Linked DNA regions of Homo sapiens: region 2 is linked to region 1. Evidence: chromatin loops called from intact Hi-C (ENCODE). Cell type or tissue: heart right ventricle. All regions are shown on one strand. Each heading gives the region's core, and the rest is flanking DNA. Links, peaks and the distances in the headings are about the cores only. Region 1 overlaps KCNT1 (potassium sodium-activated channel subfamily T member 1). Region 2 overlaps CAMSAP1 (calmodulin regulated spectrin associated protein 1).

What was found. Hi-C counts contacts between places; a loop is a spot of excess contacts. Peaks named below come from ENCODE experiments on the same cell type or tissue, not always from the same donor. Only the 100,000 strongest peaks of a DNase experiment are listed, where the experiment ranks them.
Region 2: a loop joins it to region 1, with 3 times the contacts of the local background. A loop is called at or near these places in 1 of 110 quality-filtered maps.

The regions. Positions count from the first base shown.
Region 1 is chr9:135,792,570-135,802,596 of GRCh38, forward strand. KCNT1 (potassium sodium-activated channel subfamily T member 1) reads left to right here. Exons shown (of 31, transcript NM_020822.3): 31 at 1-2,933. Among named protein-coding and RNA genes, the nearest start is that of KCNT1, 95 kb to the left of the region's middle. In heart right ventricle, for the core only: a CTCF peak has its summit at 5,269 (motif pointing right); DNase peaks (open chromatin) are centred at 5,282 and 5,612; H3K27ac peaks cover 752 bases.
Region 2 is chr9:135,849,430-135,859,456 of GRCh38, forward strand. It overlaps CAMSAP1 (calmodulin regulated spectrin associated protein 1), which reads right to left. Exons shown (of 17, transcript NM_015447.4): 6 at 893-1,032; 7 at 708-804. Among named protein-coding and RNA genes, the nearest start is that of CAMSAP1, 53 kb to the right of the region's middle. RefSeq lists an enhancer at 1,294-1,588. In heart right ventricle, for the core only: no CTCF peak of the experiment used is centred there; no DNase peak of the experiment used is centred there.

The DNA of each region.
Region 1 (10,027 bases), core at 2,362-7,361:
ACCCAACTCAGAGCCGGCCTGAGCGTTCACGGCCAGGCAGCCTCGCTTCCTTGCAGCCAAGGGCTGGGGGCCAGGGCTGCTGTTCTGCACTCTGGGGTGGGTGAGGGGGACCCTGGGCTGTTTGCTGTCCCAAGCCCCTTCTGGAAGTTAGAAGCAGCAAAGGGCCCGGGGAAGCCGGGCATGTGAGAGGGGTGCGTCCCCAGGTCCCCCAGAGGGCCCTGTCGCCGAGGACCTTTCTGAAGGAAGCAGAAGACGCCATTTCCTCTACTTCACACTGAACTGTCCCAGCCACTGCATCTAGGGGGCATTGGGCGGAAGATGGTGCATTTCCATGGACCATTTTACACTTACCTTTTAAAGCAAAGCCTCATTTTCTAAACCCCTGACTTGTGAAGCACAATTCAGCCTCCGGGCTGGGCCACGTGGAGAGAGAGGATCTTCTCAGCAAGGCGAGATCCCGGGCGGCGGCTGACATCAGGAGCGCCACCCTGCGTCCTTTGCTGCTGGTTCCTTACTGGTTTGTACGGTCAGCGCTGGAAACTTCTATTAAATGGATGCATTCTGGAGGCATGAAGTTACAAGTCAAGTCGCCCTGCTCGTGTTTCCAAGGCTCTCACCCCTCCCAGCCACCCCACTTTAAGGGTTACAAACACCTGCTGGGGTCCCCACCCCAACCCCATAGGCAAGCCCCCATTCCCCAGCCAGGCCAGGACAGTCCTTCCAAAACTCGGGAACCAAATTGTATTTGGCTACTGGTGACTGGATCCTGGTAGCCAGGAAACCTGCCTGGTGGTGGGGGTCCCAGAGTCCAGGAGGGCTGTCTGGTGAGCTGCCCATCAGCCTCACCCCTGCAGCCAGGCATGTCCCTGGGGTGGGCACAGAGACCCCAGGCTCTGCCCGCAGTGGCACAGAACTCATCTGAGGCCAGTGGCTGCTGGGGATCCCCTACACTGGGGGTCAGGGCTGCCCCAGGTGGGGATGTGTGTGCACCTCACCACGTTCACTTCAGGGTACCCCAAGAGGCTGAAGGGGAAGGACCAAAAGGCCGAGGTGCAGCCCCTCCCCGGTGTCAGGGCAGACAACACAGCAGCTGCTGGAGGGGCCGGCCCTGGCCACACAGACTAGCTAGTCCCTTACTCCCGGCCTGTCTGGAACCCTCCTGCTCAGAAGGTGCCCACTAGCCCTCTGTGGGGGACAGAGCCAGACATGGGTGGTCAGGGAGAGGCTGTGTGGATTCAGGGGACCAGAAAGTAAGTCCCAGGACCTTGATGGAGCGGCAGGGATTGATGTTGGGCTAGGGTGGCCAGAGCCTGTCCCAGCAGGGCTGGGGTCTATCACGTTCCTGGGATCCAAGCAGCGAGCACGCCCTGCCCCGCAGTCACCCCGCCCCGCAGTCGCCCTGCAGCTGGAAGGCCCAAGTCTGCCTCACCTGGGTGGCCTCTCATGTCCCCCACACCCTGGCCCCCAGGCGAGGGGGGCTGCACAGCACCTGCAGGGAGGAGAAGGGAGAGAAAAGCCGGTCTGGCTGCTGGGATGGGAGGGCCACAGTTCCAGCAGTGGCAGGGGAAGCTGTAGCCCCTGGAGCCCCACACTGGAAGAGCTGGCCTGCAGGAGGCACCATGGGGGAGTCGCATGACTTATTCGGGATTGACTTGCGATGTGGATGGTGTTCCCGGAGTCCCCTGTGGCCACTCCACCACCATGAGGCCGGGAGGCATCTTAGCCTTTGAGCCTCTCTCCAGGGGTGAGCGGAGCCCCCCAAAGAGGGCTGAAGGCTTGCTGCCCAAGAGGGGCTGGGTGAGCACTTGGGGCCTCTGAGAACATCAGTGGTCCGTTCCCTCCTGCACACTGGTGGCAAGTGGCAGCATTTTTTCATAATCTCCAGTAATGAGGCCACTTCGGGTCCAGCCCTGGACATCCGAGGAGGAGGCGGGCAGTCCCTGCCCCTTCACTAACCGCAGAGGATGCCAGCTCTAGGCCCCCTGCTCCGCCTGGAGCTCATGCGGGCAGCCGTGGACACAGGTGGCACCCAGCGCCCAGCGGCCTGTGAATCCTCCCGTGGGCAAAGCTGGGAGCCAGGGGCTGGAACCAGGCAGGTCAGTGACTGTGAGATGCCAGCTGCCAGCCCAAGAAAAGCTGCCTGCAGCATCTGGAAACTTCTGTGCTCTCCTTGGCCTCTGTGTTCTTCATCTCCAGGTTTAGGGAGCACCCGGGTGCCTCTCTGCTTGTCCCGAGCCCACTCACCAACAGCCCCAGCTTGCACAGTCATGACATCAGGAAGGTGGGTCCCTGCTCCCAGCCGTCCTCGTCCACCATCACTTCTCCCAGCCTCGTGTCCTGCTGACCCATAAAAGGTCCCCCTGCAAAGTACACCAAGTGAAGTAGGATCTGAGCAAAGGTTGAGGGACTGAATTCCCTAAGAAGTCATCACTGCCTAGAATAAGCGAAAAGAATTTTTTTTAATGTTTTACGGTAGAATTATTTGAAACATACAAAATGAGTGAGACACCTGCTATTTTCCTTATTCCTGTTTTTTGTTTGTTTTTATTTTCCTTATACCTAATTCATCTAACAGAAAACTGGGCAGGGCGCAGTGTCTCACACCTGTAATCCCAGCACTTTGGGAGGCCAAGGCAGGTGGACTGCTTGAGCCCAGGAGTTGAGTTTAAGATCAGCGTGGGCAACATGATGAACCCTGACTGTATCAAAAAGTACAAAAAAAAAAATAGCTAGACGTGGTGGCATGTGCATACAGTCCCAGGTACCCAAGAGGCTGAGGAAGGAGGATCACCTGAGCTGGGGAGGTTGAGGCTGCCGTGAGCTGAGATGGCACCACTGCACTCCAGCCTGGGTGGCAGAGAGAGACCCTGTCTCAAACAAAACAAACAAACAAAAAAGAAAAAGAAAATAAAACTGTTTGCTCAAAATCAGAATACCAACAGTGTATTGGGTGATTATCGCTTATGTGTGAGTGAAATGTAAGAGCAACGTTAAAAGGGACAGGTGGGAGGAAGCGGGGGCCATCAGTTACAAGTTACCATGTGACCTGAGAAGCAGTACAGTGTAACTTACAGGTGGATCTGGATGAGCTGCAAACTCTAGGGCAACCACTAAAATATATATATACTTATTTTTCTTTTTATTATTTTTTTCTATATATGGAAGTATAATTGATACGCTACAAAAGACAAGACTATGGAATCATATAAAATGCTTAACTGAAACCAGAGAAAGCAGAAAAGAAAGGCAGATAGAAACTAAGACCAAGGGCAACAAATAGAAAACAGTTACAAATATGGTAGATGATAATCCCACGAACCCAGTCATCACATTCAATGTACATGAATTAGTCTAAATACACCAATTAAAATACAGAGACTGGCCGGGCGCGGTGGCTCACACCTCTAATCCCAGCACTCTGGGAGGCCGAGGCGGGCGGATGACCTGAGGTCAGGAGTTTGAGAACAGCCTGGCCAACATGTGAAACCCCAACTCTACTAAAATTACAGAAACTAGCCAGGCGTGGTGTTGTGTGTGTGTGCCTGTAATCCCAGCTACTCCGGAGGCTGAGGCACGAGAATCACTTGAACCCAGGAGGAGGAGGCTGCAGTGAGCCAAGATCGTGCCACTGCACTCCAGCCTGGATGACAGAGCAAGACTTCATCTCCAAAAAAAAAAAAAAAAAAAAAAAGATGGAGACCGATAGTGGATTTGTTAAGTCCCCAAGTTATGGAGAGTCACATGACCAGCACGTCAGCCCCAGCTTCAGCAGTCCTCAGCCCTGTCTGTCCTTCTCCACCTCCCACACACACCTCAAGCCTGGATGTGTGTCCAGGCTGGAGGGTTTTAAAGTGACCCCTAGATGGCACATGGTTTTACAGCCGGCAGTGTGGCCAGCCAGTTCCCCGCAGCTCCAGCTCCTGAAGAGCCCCTGGGTACAGGAAGGTGTCCCGCTCAGCAAGCAGATGCTCGCCGCTGGAGAGGTCCAACCTGGTCAGGTGCTCAGGCTGCAAAGGGCACCCACGGCAGGTGGCACAGCTGGTTGGAAGCCAGGAAGAGCTCCTCCAGGCAGGCACCTGCTTGAAGGTGCCAGGTGACAGGTGAGCGATGCAGTTGCCTGAGGGTGCATGTACCTCAGTGGGGAAACTGAGGCACGGCCCCTTCATGGCCATGCCGCCTGCCAGGTGTCCAGGCATTGGCTACCATGATCAGCCCCTGCAGTGCCCCTGGGTCCCAGAAAGCTGCCGTCTCTGCCCCACAGCTGCCTGGATGGTTGTGTGTGCGGGCCAGGCTCCAGAGGCCCCACCTTGCATGCATGGAAGGCACAGAGGACCTGTGAGGGGCACTGAGGCACGGCCGCTGCAGGGCAAGGGCTTCTCCTTGAGCAGAAGAGTCAGGCAGGACTGAGGACAGAGGATGCTCAGAGAGCAGCCGGCCCAGCCCCTGCACCTGCCCGGAGCCTCGCTGCTCCACTTGCCCTGGCATTCCCGAAAGCAGGCTGCAGGGGAGCCACAGGGCACCCGGGGCAGAGTCTCACGGAGCCCCCAACTCACACATTCGATCTACTGCTGCGACTCCCAGCCCGCCCCAGAGGACAGCAGCCAGGAGCCCTCCTGACCTCCGAGGAGCCCAGATCTCCAGGGGACTGACAGTGGCTTGACCTCCTGTCTGCTGAGCACCGCCGAGCCTCAGCGCCAACCCCGGAGCTCTGCGCTCTCCCAGGATGCCAGCTCCCATCCAGCTGTTCCTGGGCCCCTGCCCTCACTCAGCCCGCCCTCTGGCACCACCTCCACACGTGAGCTCACTCTCTTTCTCTGTTCCCCTCTGAGCAGCTGAGCTTCTCCAGCCTTCCCCCATGCCGTCCTCTTCCTCACCCCACCCCCAGTGCCCCCCAAAACACACCCTGAGTCAGGCTGGCTCCTGGCCACTGAACATGAAGGGTGCTGCTGGTTCTCACCTCACTTGACCTCCACTGGACACTCACCCCACCCGCCCTCCGAAGAGTCTGTCTTGGCCCTCCTGATGGTCCTCACGCAGCCCCAGACTACTGAGGTTTGCCGGTGCTGACCCGTCTACCAGCTCCCCCAGAAGTCCATCCACACTCAAGTCCGGGAACTCGTCAGCCCACTCCACATTCCAAGTGGCTGTCCTGGGGGTACCTCAGACTCCACGTGTCCAAGCCGATCCATCTGTCACACCCTCAAGACCCCATGTCCTCCCTCAGTGTCCCCCACCCACACCCTGAGGCCACCCGCCGTCTCTCACACGGGCACTAGGGGGCGCCTCTGCCCTCTTTCCTCTGCTTCCCAAGCAGCCTCCGCCCTCTCCAGCATCACCAGGAAACGCTCCCTTTCCTGTGCCTTGGGCCCTTTGCCTGTTCTCTGTAACCAGAGCTGACCTTCAAATCCACCCTATCACTGTCTAAAATCCTGGGGTGCAGCGTGACGAAGCAGCCCTAAATTCTGAGCGTGACGAAGCAGCCCTAAATTCTGAGAGCGGCTGTGAGTTCATGCTGGGGTGGGCCTTGGGGGCTTGGCCACAGCGCCTGGCACCCAGGATGCTCATGAAAGGCACTGATGGCTGTTTGGGACCAGGCATTCTTCCAGGCATGTGTCAAACACGGCCACCCCTGGAAGGCCCTGGGAACAGCCTGACCCTGGCCGTGCTCCCGGCCCTGAGTTCTTTGCTGCAGCAAACCAGCCCTGTAGAGCAGTGCATGTGGCAGGCAGGACAGGTCTGGAGGAAGCAGCCCACGGTGGCAGCTCCACACACCAAAACACCAGCTCCGCGCTGCAGTCTCCGGTACGCACCTGCCCAGGCACCATGCATTGTTCCCACCTCTCACCACCCTCCACCCGCCCTGCTCGGGCCCTGCAGGGTGGTGGACAAGGCTGCCTGGTCTCAACCTCTTCTGAGGCTGTGCCTCCTCCTCCCTGAGGACACCCTCCTGCCTCCTCCTGTCCCCTGGGGGCCCGCACGCTCCAGTGTCTCGCCTCCAATGTTCCATCCTTAAGTCGTGAGCCGCACCTCCTCTCTCCACCACTCCCCCATGGCACTGCGGCCTCGGTCACATCTCTCTACTGCCCATGAACTTCAACACCCCCCAGATGCCATGAATTAATGCAAGCCACCCCTGGCTGGGACCCTTGCCTCCTTGTCTCCAGCCCTGCACCGCACCCAACAGCACACCCAGCCCTATTCCAGAACGAATGAGTGAATGAATGAGCAGATGGATAAATGAATGAACAGATGAGCGAGTGGAGGAGTACGTGAGTGCATGGTCATTCTACTCAAAATACAAAGTCCCAAAGGCCAGATGGCAGCTTGTGGCCAGGGTCCTTCACAGTGTGGCCTCCATTTTTCCTTAAAGTCTGGTCCCCCATCCCCCACCACCACCTCCCAGCCCAAGAAGGCCACCACTCTAATAAGAGAGCAGTGAGCAGCAGGCGCTGGCCGTGATTCCTGAACCACCTGCCCGTGGCCACCTCCCTCGGATGGCAGCTGACATGGTCTCGCTCAGCCCATCATGTTGCCACTTAGCCACCACACTGGCCCAGACTTCCAGTGATGGTGCTGGCACTCGGGGAACAAGAGCAGTAGGACTCACTGGTCACTTGGCCCAGAAGGCCCACCCACTGCCCTGATCATCAGCTCTGAGACCTCCCATTCCTGCATCCTTCCACAACCATCACCTGCCCAGACCAGCTCCAGGCTCAAGAGCCTGAGCTCCTCAGCATCGCACATTTCTTGGCTTCTGCAAAGACTTCTTCATCACCTCCCAGCCAACCCTGGTCAATTCTTTGGGTCTGGAAAAGGTCCTGCCCAGTCCACCTGCCTGACCTTCCTCCACCAGCCTGCAAAGCTCGGACACACAGAGCTGTGTGCTCAGCGCCGCGCATCCACCCCACGGCACCTTACTCCACGGGTGCTTCCGGGTACACACTTAGGGACAGTGCGGCCTCACCACACAGGAGAAACACAGACTTACCATGTGCCACAGATCCAGGGACGTGACGCCCAAAGTCCTGGGTAAGTGAAGCAGGAGCACTGGCCTTTGCGACTCCTTCCATCTCTAGAAATCTCGTTATAAAATTATTAAGATGAGTGAGAGTCACCGGCAACGTTTATTATTTTGCTTCATGACTAACATATGCGACTCTATTCCTTGGATGGCTTTCAAATATTTTACTTTTTATGTTTTTGAGACAGGGTCTAGCTCTGCTGCCCAGACTGTAGTGCAGTGGTGGATTCACGGCTCACGACAGCCCCAACCTGCTGGGCTTGAATGATCCTCCTACCTCAGCCTCCCGAGTAGCTGGGACTACAAGTTAAGCATCACCAAGCCCGGCTAATTTTTGTATTTTTGGTAGAGATGGGGTTTTGCCATGTTGCCCAGACTGGTCTCCAATTCCTGGACTCAAGCAATCCTCCCACCTCAGTCTCTCAAAGTGCTGGGATTACAGGTTGAATATTTTATAATAAAAAATAGAAATCCTGAGAGGTCCACCTACCTTTGGCAATGTCAGCTCTTCAAGCAGTGGACGCACTGCCCACGTGTGACCTCAACAGTGCCCCCCAAACCCACAGGTGGACATCCTATCCCTGGCGACCTCTGTCATGGGCTGAACGGTGTCCCCCAAACCCACAGGTGGACGTCCTATCCCTGGCGACCTCTGTCATGGGCTGAACGGTGTCCCCCAAACCCACAGGTGGACATCCTATCCCTGGTGACCTCTGTTATGGGCTGAACGGTGTCCCCCAAACCCACAGGTGGATGTCCATTCCCTGAGGACGTCAGAATGTGATTGTCTTTGGAGACAGGGCCTTTAAAGAGGTAATTAAGTTAAAAAGAGGTCACCGGGATGGGCCCTAATCCAATCTGACTGGTGTCCTTACAAGAAAAGGAAATTAGGCCAGGTATGGTGGCTCACGCCTGTATATCCCAGCACTTTCGGAGGCCGAGGCGGGCAGATCACAAGATCAGGAGATGGAGACCATCCTGGCTAACACAGTGAAACCCCGTCTCTACTAAAAATACAAAATATTAGCCGGGCGTGGTGGCAGGCGCCTGTAGTCCCAGCTCCTCGGGAGGCTGAGGCAGGAGAATGGTGTGAACCCAGGAGGCGGAGCTTGAAGTGAGCCGAGATCACGCCACTGCACTCCAACCTGGGCGAAAGAGCGAGACTCCCTCTCAAAAAAAAAAAAAAGTAGTATTAGACCTCTACAAGAAAAATTATCAAATGTTTTGCAAGCTTTAAGAGTTAAATAATGAAGCCACACCAAGTTCATGGATCAATACTATAAAGATGTCAAATCTCTCTGACCTCAAGACAATCCCAAACCAAATCTCAATTACTGGGGGTTGGGGAGGGGAGGGGAGGGGAGGGGAGGGGAGGGGAGGGGAGGCTGGGTAGAACCTAACATGCAAAGGGCCAAAAATATCCAAAACGCTCTTAGCGGAAGCAGCTGGTTTACCAGAGAGCGAGTCTCATTATCAAGCGACAGGAATCAGGATCCTGCCTGTGTATTGCACAAATAGACAACTAGACTGGATTCGCTTCCTGTTGCTGCTGTAACAAACTTAGTGACTTCAACCACCACAAACTTATTAACAGCTCCATAGACCAGAAGTCGGACAAACACCTGAGTTGAGATCAAGGTCATCAGCAGAGCTCCCAGCTTTCTGGAGACTCTCCAGAGAATCTAGAAGCCTTTCCAGCTTCTAGAGGGCATCTGCATTCCTTGGCTCACGGCCCCTCCCTCCATCTGCAAAACCAGCAGTCTGCAGCTCTGTGCTCTCTTCCGTCGGCCCGGTCTTGCTCTGTCCTCTGCACCCATCCCACACTTGAGACACCCTTGTGATGACATGGGGCTCCCCTAACAGTCTATGCTGATCTCCCATCTCAAGATCATCTGATTCGCAACCCGAATTCCATCTTCAACCTTGATTCCCCTTCACTGTGTTAACAAAACACCCAGAGATCAGAATATGGACATCTCTGAGGGTGTAGGGTGGGCACTGCTCTGCTCACCAGAGACCAACGGACTGGAAGTACTGAAACAAAACCACAGCAAAGCTGGCACTGCCAAACAGCAGAGGAAGTATGGCGTGTCCAAGAAGTGGCTCTGGGACCATTAGAGATTCTCATAGAAAAAAAAATGATACGGACTTCCACCTCATTCACAAGCCGTAAGAGCCAAGTCCAGGTGCGTTATAGGCTGAAATACAAACGTCAAAGGTTTACAAGGTAGTTTCCATGGCAGGGCAAGAGTTTTTTATTTTTTTGTTGGTTTTTTGTTTTGTTTTGAGATGGAGTCTTAATCTGTCACCGAGGATGGAGTGCAGTGGCACTGTGTCAGCTCACTGCAACCTCCGTCTCCTGGGTTCAAGCAATTCTCCTGCCTCAGCCTCCTGAGTAGCTGGGATTACAGGCGCCCACCACCACGCCCAGCTAGTTTTTATATTTTTAGTAGAGATGGGGGTTTCACCATGTTAGCCAGGCTGGTCTCAAACTCCTGACCTCAGGTGATCCACCCGCCTCGGCCTCCCAAAGTGCTGGGATTACAGGCGTGAGCCACCACGCCCGGCTTAGATTTCTGAAACGCTAATAACATTGACAATCTGGCCACAAAATCTTAAAAACTTCTGTGTATCCACAAACAAAAAAAATTGAAAAGTCACAGAATGGAAGATATTTATACCTTCTGTATATTGTCTTTCAAAAATGTATCTTCTATAAATTAGGAAAAGATGACTCAGGAGAAAAACAGGCAAAAAGCTTCTACAGACACTTCACAGGAGGAAACTCCGTGACCAAAAAAAGATGTAAATAGGCTCCACTTCTGTTGCCATCAAGAAACTGCCAATCGGCTGGGCGCGGTGGCTCACACCTGTAATCCCAGCACTTTGGGAGGCCGAGGTGGGTGGATCACGAGGTCAGGAGTTCAAGACCAGCCAGGCCAACATAGTGAAATGCTGTCTCTACTAAAAATACAAAAATTAGCCGGGCATGGTGGCGTGCACCTG
Region 2 (10,027 bases), core at 3,070-8,069, 58 kb after region 1:
TGATGACTGAGGCCAAGCAGCTTTTCACAAATCAGTTAGGCACATGGGGTCCCACTCTCATCAAGAATCTGTTCTTTTGCCTTTTTTTCCTGTTGGCTCTTCTTTTTTCTTATGGCTATGAATGAGCTCTTTATATATTCTGGATACTAGTTATTTATCTACCACATACATTGCAAGTACCTTTTCCCCCTCTATAGTTATTAATAGTTGGGGTTTTTTAAAATTATCTTTATCATCTTTCAAGGAAAAGAAGGTCCAAACTTTAATGTTGCTGAATTTGCAATCTTTTCCTTTGTGGCTAATATTTTCATATTCTTTGTAAGAAATAATTTCTTAATCCAAGGTTATGAAGATATTCCTCTATATTATCTCCTTAAAACTTTCTAGATTGTCAAGCCTGACAGATTATTTTAATCTGTAGTAAACATTTTTTTTTTTTCAGTTTGTTCATTCTGGAGGTGAGAACAGCCATCCTGGAACTTTTAGAGTTGTGCAATTTTTAGAGCTGTGATTCGTAACCGAATAGTTCATCAAAATCACTTAGAAAGCCTTTCCCCAAACTCTCACGCCCGTCCCTGGGATTCTGACTCCACAGGCTCTTCCAAGAACTCTGCTGTGCGAGAAACATGGAACCACTGGAGAGTGCTTTCTGATACTCTAGGCTCTCAAGGAAACCATTGCCAACCTGGGGAATATCTGTCACTCACCGTCTTTCAGCTCCTGAACATCCCTGGGCTGAACAAAATCTGGCTTGACATTCTCGAACCACCAAAAAAGCTCCGCAATAAAAACCATAACATTCGGCTAAAAGACAAAAACAAAAAACCAAAGTATGATAAGCAGTTTATTCACACATGGTTTTAAAACTGCATGCCAAATAATTCGTTATTACCTTCAACACTAATGGCGCATACAGCATATCTTCCAAGGTGAGATAAAAACATTTATTAAGATATTCATTGGAGAATTCTCTCAGAAGCCGAATATTATACAGACTGTCGGCCATCGACGTTACCTCCTTTAAGCATATATCTAATAGACAAAAAGAAAATCACAATTTATTGTAAAGGTATTCTGCTTCGAGAGAGAGAGAAGCATTCTAAAATGAAAACCATTTTACATAAAGGTAGTAATGAAGATAATGACATTGAGAGATGTAGGGAGTATAGGATGTACAACAAGTAACACTAAGTATAAAAAGAAAACACTCAAGACAACTCCAGGAACCTCTCAAGTCTGAATTTGATGGTGAACATCCAGAAAGCATAATAGAAATCGCTCAGATCTCAAGAGTGGGCTTCCAAAACAAACAGCAACAATCACCTTTCACTTTACAGCAGAGCCATGCTGCACGTAGCGAGTAAATGTTGAGCCGAGTTTCTTCCGCCCATCAGAAACCCTCTGCACAAGGTTTCCGTGTTTGTAAAGGGCAGGGGGAAGGGAAATGAATAAAACGTAAAGCATCAGGCTCATCCACGCCCACTCAGTGATAACACAGGAATGTGACTAATCACAAAGATCAAGTGACAATGCATAGCCCAAGTCTCTTTCCATGAAGAGGTGGAGACTGGTGGCTATAGCATCTGCAGGGCAACTTTCCATTGCACGTGACTTTGCAGACCCTCCATGGAGGAAGCACCAGTATGGGCAACAAGTCACAGGACCAAAGAGCAGGCCTCCCCCTAGTCTAGGCACCCTGGTGTGGAGTGGGGGGTGGCCCTCAGACAAAGAGCCCTGCGGAGAGCACGGTGCAGCTCAGGACTCCGTGAGAAGTGACTTGACTTTATTTTGCCTGTAAATATATACATAGAGAAAAAATAGAATTTCAGAAATAACTTTTTACATAAATTTTATTTCTAAGGAAAAAACCATTTTCAAGGGTTTAGAAGTACGTACAAACTGGAGCCACAGCATCCAGAGTCGTTCATGAACTGCCCTCCACAGTCACCTAAGCAGCATTCATTCTCAAAAGAAAACTTTAAAGCTGAGGAACTGTGCACACTCACACTGCTAAGGATGTTTCCTTTTGTACAGTTCTGACCATCAAATGTTAACGTCTTATAGGCTTCAGATCTTTTCTTTTTTAGAAATAAAACAGCCGAAGTCATCTCCATCTCCAAAGGGAACCATTCTCCCAACACTGCCACAAACCCTTTCCACTCCTCCTGAGTATTCTACACACTGTCTGCATCCACAAGTAACACAAACAGTGTTGTCTCAGCCTTGAGAAACTTACATTCATGGTATCAAGCTATGCCTCATTTTAGCAGCCAGTTTTTGCCCCAAAACTCAGTATGATGTTTTCAAACAGATCTATGTTGATACGGAGAGATTTCCGTCACTCATCTTGACCGCTATATGGTCCTCCACGATTTCTCACAATTATGACAAATGCTGCCATCACAAAGCTTGCGTGTGCTGTCTATGCGTGTACAGACGGGTGTTGCCCAGGCATACTCTGAGAGGGGACTCGCTGGGCCACGAGCTAGGCACGCCCTCCTGTGTCACCTGGCAACGCCCTTCTGCCTGGTTGTGCCTCGCTCCAGTCCCACCCACAGCACTCCACAGCTTGCTCCTTCCCACCTGCACCGCAGCATGACCGACCTGTCCATGTCTGCCAGGCGGAGGGGCGTGAACACCTCCTTCTCAAACAGCATGCCTCTGATGACTGCTGTGGCTTTACTTTTTCATGGTTACTGGTCATGAAGGGTCCTCTCCTGTGGACCCTGTCCATATCTGCCTTGGGCTGTGCATCTTTTTCTTACCGATTCTAGAATTCTTTCTGGATTGTGGTTACGAAAGGACTGGATGACAGTCCTTCATCAGGTCACGTGTGCTGCAAATATTTTCAATGGGTACAGTTTATCATTTCATTTTGTTTATGATGTTCTTTTGTCACAGGAAAGTTTTACATTTTGATATGGTTACATTTAACAATCTTTTCTATTTGTGCTTTTTATAATTTTGGCAATCCATCTCTACACGAACATCATAAAAGTATTTGCCTTTATCTTCTCAAAATTCTTAAATTTTACTTTTCAGGTTTGCATCTTTACTCCGAGGAAGGGGTATTTCTGGCTCAGGTGGGGTGAGGTTTTACGGCACTTTCCCATAGAGATGTCTATGCCGCCATGTTCTTGACCAGCCAGCGCGGCTCCCTCGGTGAGGCCACCCCAAAGGCACCAGATTCCCTGCAAAGCATCTCTTTTCTCAGTTCTACATGTGGTTTATTCATCTGGTCCATGTGACTGCCCCGGAACCAAAACCACACTGTTTTTGGTAATGCAAAGTTAAGCAAAATTTGGTATTTGTAGGGCACATACCCTGCACATTCTTATTCTTCAAAACTACTCAGCTAAAATCTGGGACAATTTAAGCAACAAAATAAATAATGAAAGTAATGAATTATGACCTATTGAATAAAGTAAGATCCATGAGGCCATCCGGATATAAACAAACACATGAATAAAGAAGCAAGCAAGTGGGGCAAACGCTGACAAAATGGAAAGATGCACTGAGGCTGGAAGCCATCCACACGTGGAGAGACCAGCAGGTGAGAGTCTGATGAGAAACGTATTCACAGTCCAAAGCCTCTCCCCACAAATTACTAATGCATTCTAAAGCAAAAACAGCAAGCTTAGAAGTGGGGAAGGCCAGCACATGCCACCTGCACCAAGGGGTGAAGCTGGAGTCACCAATACGGAGATGTCCCAGTACCTTGCCCCTGAGGTGACACGCTGGGAGGACACACCGCAAGGAAACTCCAGACAAACACACCAAGGGCCACTACTCACAACCTTACTCTTCGAAAACATCAAGAGTCAAGAGAGGTAAAGGCTGGAAACGACTCCAGATGAAGGGAAACTATGAGGGGACGCTGGGCCAAGCAGGTGCTCCTGGGTAGTTGAGCGAGTCAGGACCAGGCTGGGGATCTGTGTGCCAACGTTAGCTTTCCCAACTTTTGCTGTGTTACTCTCAAATGGTTGAGAGAGACACAGAAATAACACAATCCAAGAGAATTTCTGCATTGCCTTGTTAATATCTGTGAAGACAAAAGTATTTACTGGACTGGCGACAAGTTTTCAGAACAATCTGGAGAAATCACAAGTTTTAATACTGACTGGGGATCTAAGTACACTTGTTTCAGTCTTCTCCCAAGAGAAATAGAAAAGCCGATGGATTTTCTTCGCCTCTCTTCTGCTGCACTTACTCCCAAATGCCTCCCAGTTCTCACATGACAAGAGAATGCTCATAGGGAGTGGGCACTGCAGTGCAGGGCAGGGGCACAGGGCAGCCCTGGCTACGGCTCCCACTACCTTCCTCTTGCCAGGCTCAGAGAACCCGCTCCGTCAGGACACAAAGGCACCGCTTCTCCTGGGCCTTCAATGGAACTGCACCTGCCACAGGTGGGGTCAACAGCCTATGAGGTCCAATCAAGTCCCTATGAGGCCCAGAGCCACGATCAGAAGGGGGCAGTGACTGCCCACAAGTGATTCCCTGCCCTTACTGAGATGACTGTAGAGAATCTGTTCAATTTGCGCTAATATTTTACATAGGATTTTCAATCCATACTAACATGGAAAGCCAGCCTAGAATTTCCTCTCATAGCCTACTCAGTGTCAGGGAATAATCCCCTTTTGGGCCACTCCATCTTTTCCTATTATCTGGGACACTTGACATAACACAGGAGCTGACAATTCCTTGAGAGTCTGGTGAAATGCCCCAGGAAGAAGTTGGTCCCTGTGGATGTATGTGTTGACTCCTGAGTCCGTTTCCTTTGTAGTTATGGGTCTATTTAGACTGCCCACCACTTTTGGCTTCAAAGAAGATTGCTCATTTTGTCTAACATTTCAAACACATATGGCACACAAATATTCTCAGTATTTTTATTTCAGTAGCTGCTATACCTGAATTCTTGATCAGTCTTTCCAGATTATCTATTTTATTAATTCTTTAAAACAATAAGCTTTTAGTTTTACATATTCTCTAGAACTTTGGAATTTTTTCTACTTTATTCACTTTTTGCTGTTAAATTTGCCAAAACTTTTTTTTTTTTGAGAGCAGGTCTCACTCTGTCATCTGGAGTGCAGTGGCACAATCACAGCTCATTGTGGCCTCAGCCTCCTGAGCTCAAGTGATCCTCCTGTCTCAGCTTCCTGAGTATCTGGGACTACAGGTGCACATCACCAGGCCAAGCTAACTTTTTAATTTTTGGGGTCTCATTAGGTTGCCCAGGCTGGTCTTGAACTCCTGGGCTCAAATGATCCCCCCGCCTCAGCCTCCCAAAGTGCTAGAATTACAGGCATGAGCTACCACACCCAGCAAATTTGCCAATTTTTGTTAACTTTTATTTTAGGTTTGGGAGGGTACACGTGAAGCCTTGTTACATAGGTAACCTCATGCCACGGGGGTTTGTTGTACAAATTATTTCATCACCCAGGAATTAAGTCCAGTACCCAACAGTTATCTTTTCTGCTCCTCTCCCTCCTCCCACCCTCCACCCTCAAGGAGACCCCAGTGTCTGTGTTTCCTTCTTTGTGTTCTTAAGTTCTTATCATTTAGCTCCCACTTTTTTTTTTTGAGATGGAGCTTCACTCTGTCACCCAGGCTGGAGTGCAGTGGCGTGATCTCAGCTCACTGCAACCTCCACCTCCTGGGTTGAAGCAATTTTCCTGCCTGAGCCTCCCGAGTAGCTGAGACTACAGGTGTGCACCACCACCCCCGGCCAATTTTTGTATTTTTAGTAGAGACAGGGTTTCACCTTGTTGGCCAGGCTAGTCTTGAACTCCTGACCTCTGGTGATCCACCCACCTTGGCCTCCCAAAGGGCTGGGATTACAGGCGTGAGCCACTGCGCCCGGTCTTAGCTCCCACTTGTTAAGTGAGAACACGCAGTATTTGGTTTTCTGTTCCTCTGTTAGTTTGCTAAGGATAATGGCTTCCAGCTCCATCCACATTCCTGCAAAAGACATGATCTCATCCTTTTCTATTGCTGCATGCCAAAATTTTAAAATTTGTATTTTACTTTAAGAAGCTGGCTGGGCTCATGCCTGTAATCCCAGCACTTTCAGAGGCCAAGGCGGGCAGATTACCTGAGGTCAGGAGTTCGAGACCAGCCTGGCCAACATGGCGAAACCCCATCTCTACTAAAAATATTAAAAAATTGGCCAGGTGTGATGGTGCGTGACTGTAGTCCCAGCTACTTGGGAGGCTGAGACACAAGAATTGCTTGAATCCAGGTGGTGGCAGAGGCTGCAGTGAGCAGAGATCGGGCCACTGCACTCCAGCCTGGGTGACTAAGGGAGACTTCATCTCAATTTAAAAAAAAAAAAAAAAAAAAAAGGCCGGGTGCGGTGGCTCACGCCTGTAATCCCAGCACTTTGGGAGGCCGAGGCGGGCGGATCACAAGGTCAGGAGATCAAGACCATCCTGGCTAACACGGTGAAACCCTGTCTCTACTAAAAATACAAAAAATTAGCCGGGCGCGGTGGCGGGCGCCTGTGGTCCCAGCTACTCGGTAGGCTGAGGCAGGAGAATGGCGTGAACCTGGGAGGTGGAGCTTGCAGTGAGCCGAGATCGTACCACTGCACTCCAGCATAGGCAAGAGAGTGAGACTCCAGTCTCAAAAAACACAAAAAAATAAAACAAAAACAAAAAAGCCAAACTATTTGTTTTGAAAAGCTTAAGAGAACTAGGTCTCTGCCTATATTAGTCCATCTTCACACTGCTGATAAAGACATACCTGAGACTGGGCAATTTACAAAAGAAAGCAGTTTATTGGACTTACAGTTCCACATGGCTGGGGAGGCCTCACCATCATGGCGGAAGATGAAAAGCACGTGTCACATGACGGCGGCAAGAGAGAGAATGAGAGCCAAGCTAAATGGGTTTCCCCTTATTAAACCATCAGATCTCATGAGATTTATTCACTACCACGAGAACAGTATGGGGGAAACTGCCCCTGTGATTCAATTATCTCCCACCAGGTCCCTCCCACAGCACATGGGAATTATGGGAGTACAATTCAAGAAGAGATTTAGGTAGGGACACAGAGCCAAACCTTATCACTGCCCATTCCACTCCTTCTGCCTGTGGCCTCGGTAAGAGAACACGCAGCCCCATCCCCTACCCTATGACTAAGAGGCTACAGCCCACTGTCACAACAGACAAGCACAGTGCAGGTGGTCCTCTGTGTGCCTCCCCAGCCTCTCTCCCCAGTGGCCACACAGCAGGATGTGTGATTAAACCCAGACTGAGTCTCTATACACCATAACTATGTAACCATCTTCCACAGCTGGGTTACACAGTGTCTCTACTTACACTCCTTGCACAACTCTTCATTTCTCCTGGATTTAATACTTGGCTCAGTTATTCACCTGTTATTGCCTCTGAGCCGGACAGGCCAACTGCCTCCTCCTGGTCTGTGCCTTTGTCCCACGCTCCTGGCCCATCCATGGGAAGGCTGGCACTGTGGATTTCAGCCTGAGCCTCCCTCCACCTCCTCTTCAGGATGGTGTGCGTGCACACACTCCCCAGCACTGGGAAGGCACCTCCCAGTCATCTTCCTTCCAGGACTGTGGCTGAGGAATCTGGTGTCATTGGGGCTGCCTGCTTGTGTGTAACCTGCTTGGTCTCTCCACAGTTATTTGGGATCTCCTCTTTCCCAGGGGTTCCGGAGCTCATCATGGTAGGCTTTGCCATGGCCCTTCTTCAGGAATCCTGCTGGCCACCCACTGGGTCCTTCCTACTTACCACGCATGTCCTTGGGACATTTTTCTACATTTTGTGTTGACTAAGTTCTTTTCTCCTATTTTCTCTTCTCTTTCTTCGTAGACTGATCCTGATTTTTCCATCTTTTTTCCCTTATTTCCCATCTCTTTGCTTTTCTGGTTCTACTTTCTGGGAGATTTCTTCAACTGTCCTCTAGCAGTTCAGTGGCTCTCCCATCTTAGCAACCAAATATTTCCTTCCCAAGAACTGGTTTTTGGCGGCTCTTTAGAATTTGCCAGAGAATTCTAAACAAGCTGTAGCACTCCAACAGCTGTTCTGAGTCTGATGATTCTGTACACAGTTATGTGCCACTATCTTGCAGACATTGTTTCCCAGAGTCCTGTTGTTGGTTCTGAGGTCCAAACCCTCTCATCTCTAACATTTTCTCCTGCTCACCTGCACCATCTCTGTTGATTTGGGTTCTCATTCAGGTCAGTGGCTTTCCTCAAATGTCAGGAATCTTTGGCTGCTGCTCCTAGTAAAGAGTGAGTCACTGTGAGTCTTTTTCCTGAGGCCGATTTCTGCAGAGAAGAATCCTTCCCTGTGTTGCATGTGGGGCAGGTCTGCATTATGGAGTCAAGTGAGAGAGACGGTGGCTTCTGGGGCAGGGTGCACCAGGAGGAGAACCAGTCTCACCTTCGGGTATGAAGAATTTTACACAAAAGCCCTGATTTCAGTGTCACCTCATCCCTACCTGCACCTGGGGTCTGAGGCTAGAGCCTATCTGGCTCAGTTCTCCTCAAGAGTGTCCCGCATCTACTGAGGGCATGTGAGGAGAAAGGCATCAGAAGCAAAGTGAACCTGAGCTCTCATTGCTGGAGACCAACTTTCAAGGAATCCACCCTCAGGCACTGCTGTCCACCAGCATCCTTGGTGCTCCGTTCTGCTGTCCAGGGTCCTATAGGATGAGCCTCTTTGCGTCCCCAGCTTGACACCCACCCCTCCTCCACTTTGCCTTTTTTTTTTTTTTAATTACTTCTCCATTAGAGGACTTGTTCAGAGTCCAGATATATCTTAGTTTCATCCAAAATGGAATCTGTAATTCAGTTCCTTATTCTCCTTGTTTGGGAGTGACTTCTGACTAACAGAAATGGATAGAAAACTGCCCTTCATTTCTCCTTCCTTCAACTTTTTTTGGGTTTACTTCTACGTTCTTTTTCTAGTAACAAATACCTACTCAACACCAACTGGCCCCAGACACTATTTCAGATGACTGGGATACATCAGTGAGCAAAACAGGTAAAACCCTGCCCCTGTTGAGCTCACACTAGCAAGTCCCACTACTCTTTCCCCTATGATCCATGAAATATTTAAATGCCTTCTCTGGCTTCCAGGCACTCAATCTTTAAGATTTTAGAATAACTGTGCATTTGTCAGGGTTCTCCAGACAGACAGAACCAGTAGGACATACGAGAAGGGATTTAATCAGAGAAATCTGCTCACATGATCACAAAGACAGAGAAATCCCACAACAGGCCATCTGCAAGCTAGTGAATCAGAGGTGGCAGCATGCCTGGGTCCAAGTCTGGAAGCCTCAGAGCCAGCAAAGCTGATGGTGCAGCCCCCAGGCCAAGGCCAAAGGCCTAAAATCCCCCAGGAAGCCATGGTGCAAGTCCCAGAGTCTAAAACCCAAAAAACCTGGAGTCTGATGTCCAAGGACAGGAAGAGAGAAGGTGCCCCACTCAGTAAGGGAGAGAGAGCAGAGAGCAGAGAGGGAGAGTCCCCCTCTTCTGCCCACATTGAAGGCAGGTCTTCCCTTCTCAAGCCACTGACTCACACCCATCTCCCCTGGAAACACCCTCAGAGACACACCCAGAAACAATGCTTCACCAGTCACCTAGGCTTCTCTCAATCCAGTCAAATTCACACCTGAAATGAACCATCATTAATTCACAGGCAGGAAAAGAAGCTGCATCTTCTAGTTGGTGAGTTCTCACTTTACTGCACTGTGGAGAATGTACTGATTCTTTGGGATCTGCTGCAGTCTCACCTGTGGCCTTAATCGACTGCACGTTTTATAAAGGCTCCCATGTTTGTCTTTACTGTCTGTAAGTGAGCAGATTCCACAGTGGCTGGTGCACTGGATGAAGCCTGAAGTCCTCTATGGCCTTACTAAATGATCTGCTTTATCAATCAGTTTCTGTTACATAAGTCAGCAATGTGGCTCTGTCCATTTCTCCTTGTAACTCTGCCATTTTGTTTGTTTGTTTGTTTGAGACAGTCTCGCTCTGTCACCCAGGCTGGAGTGCAGTGGCACG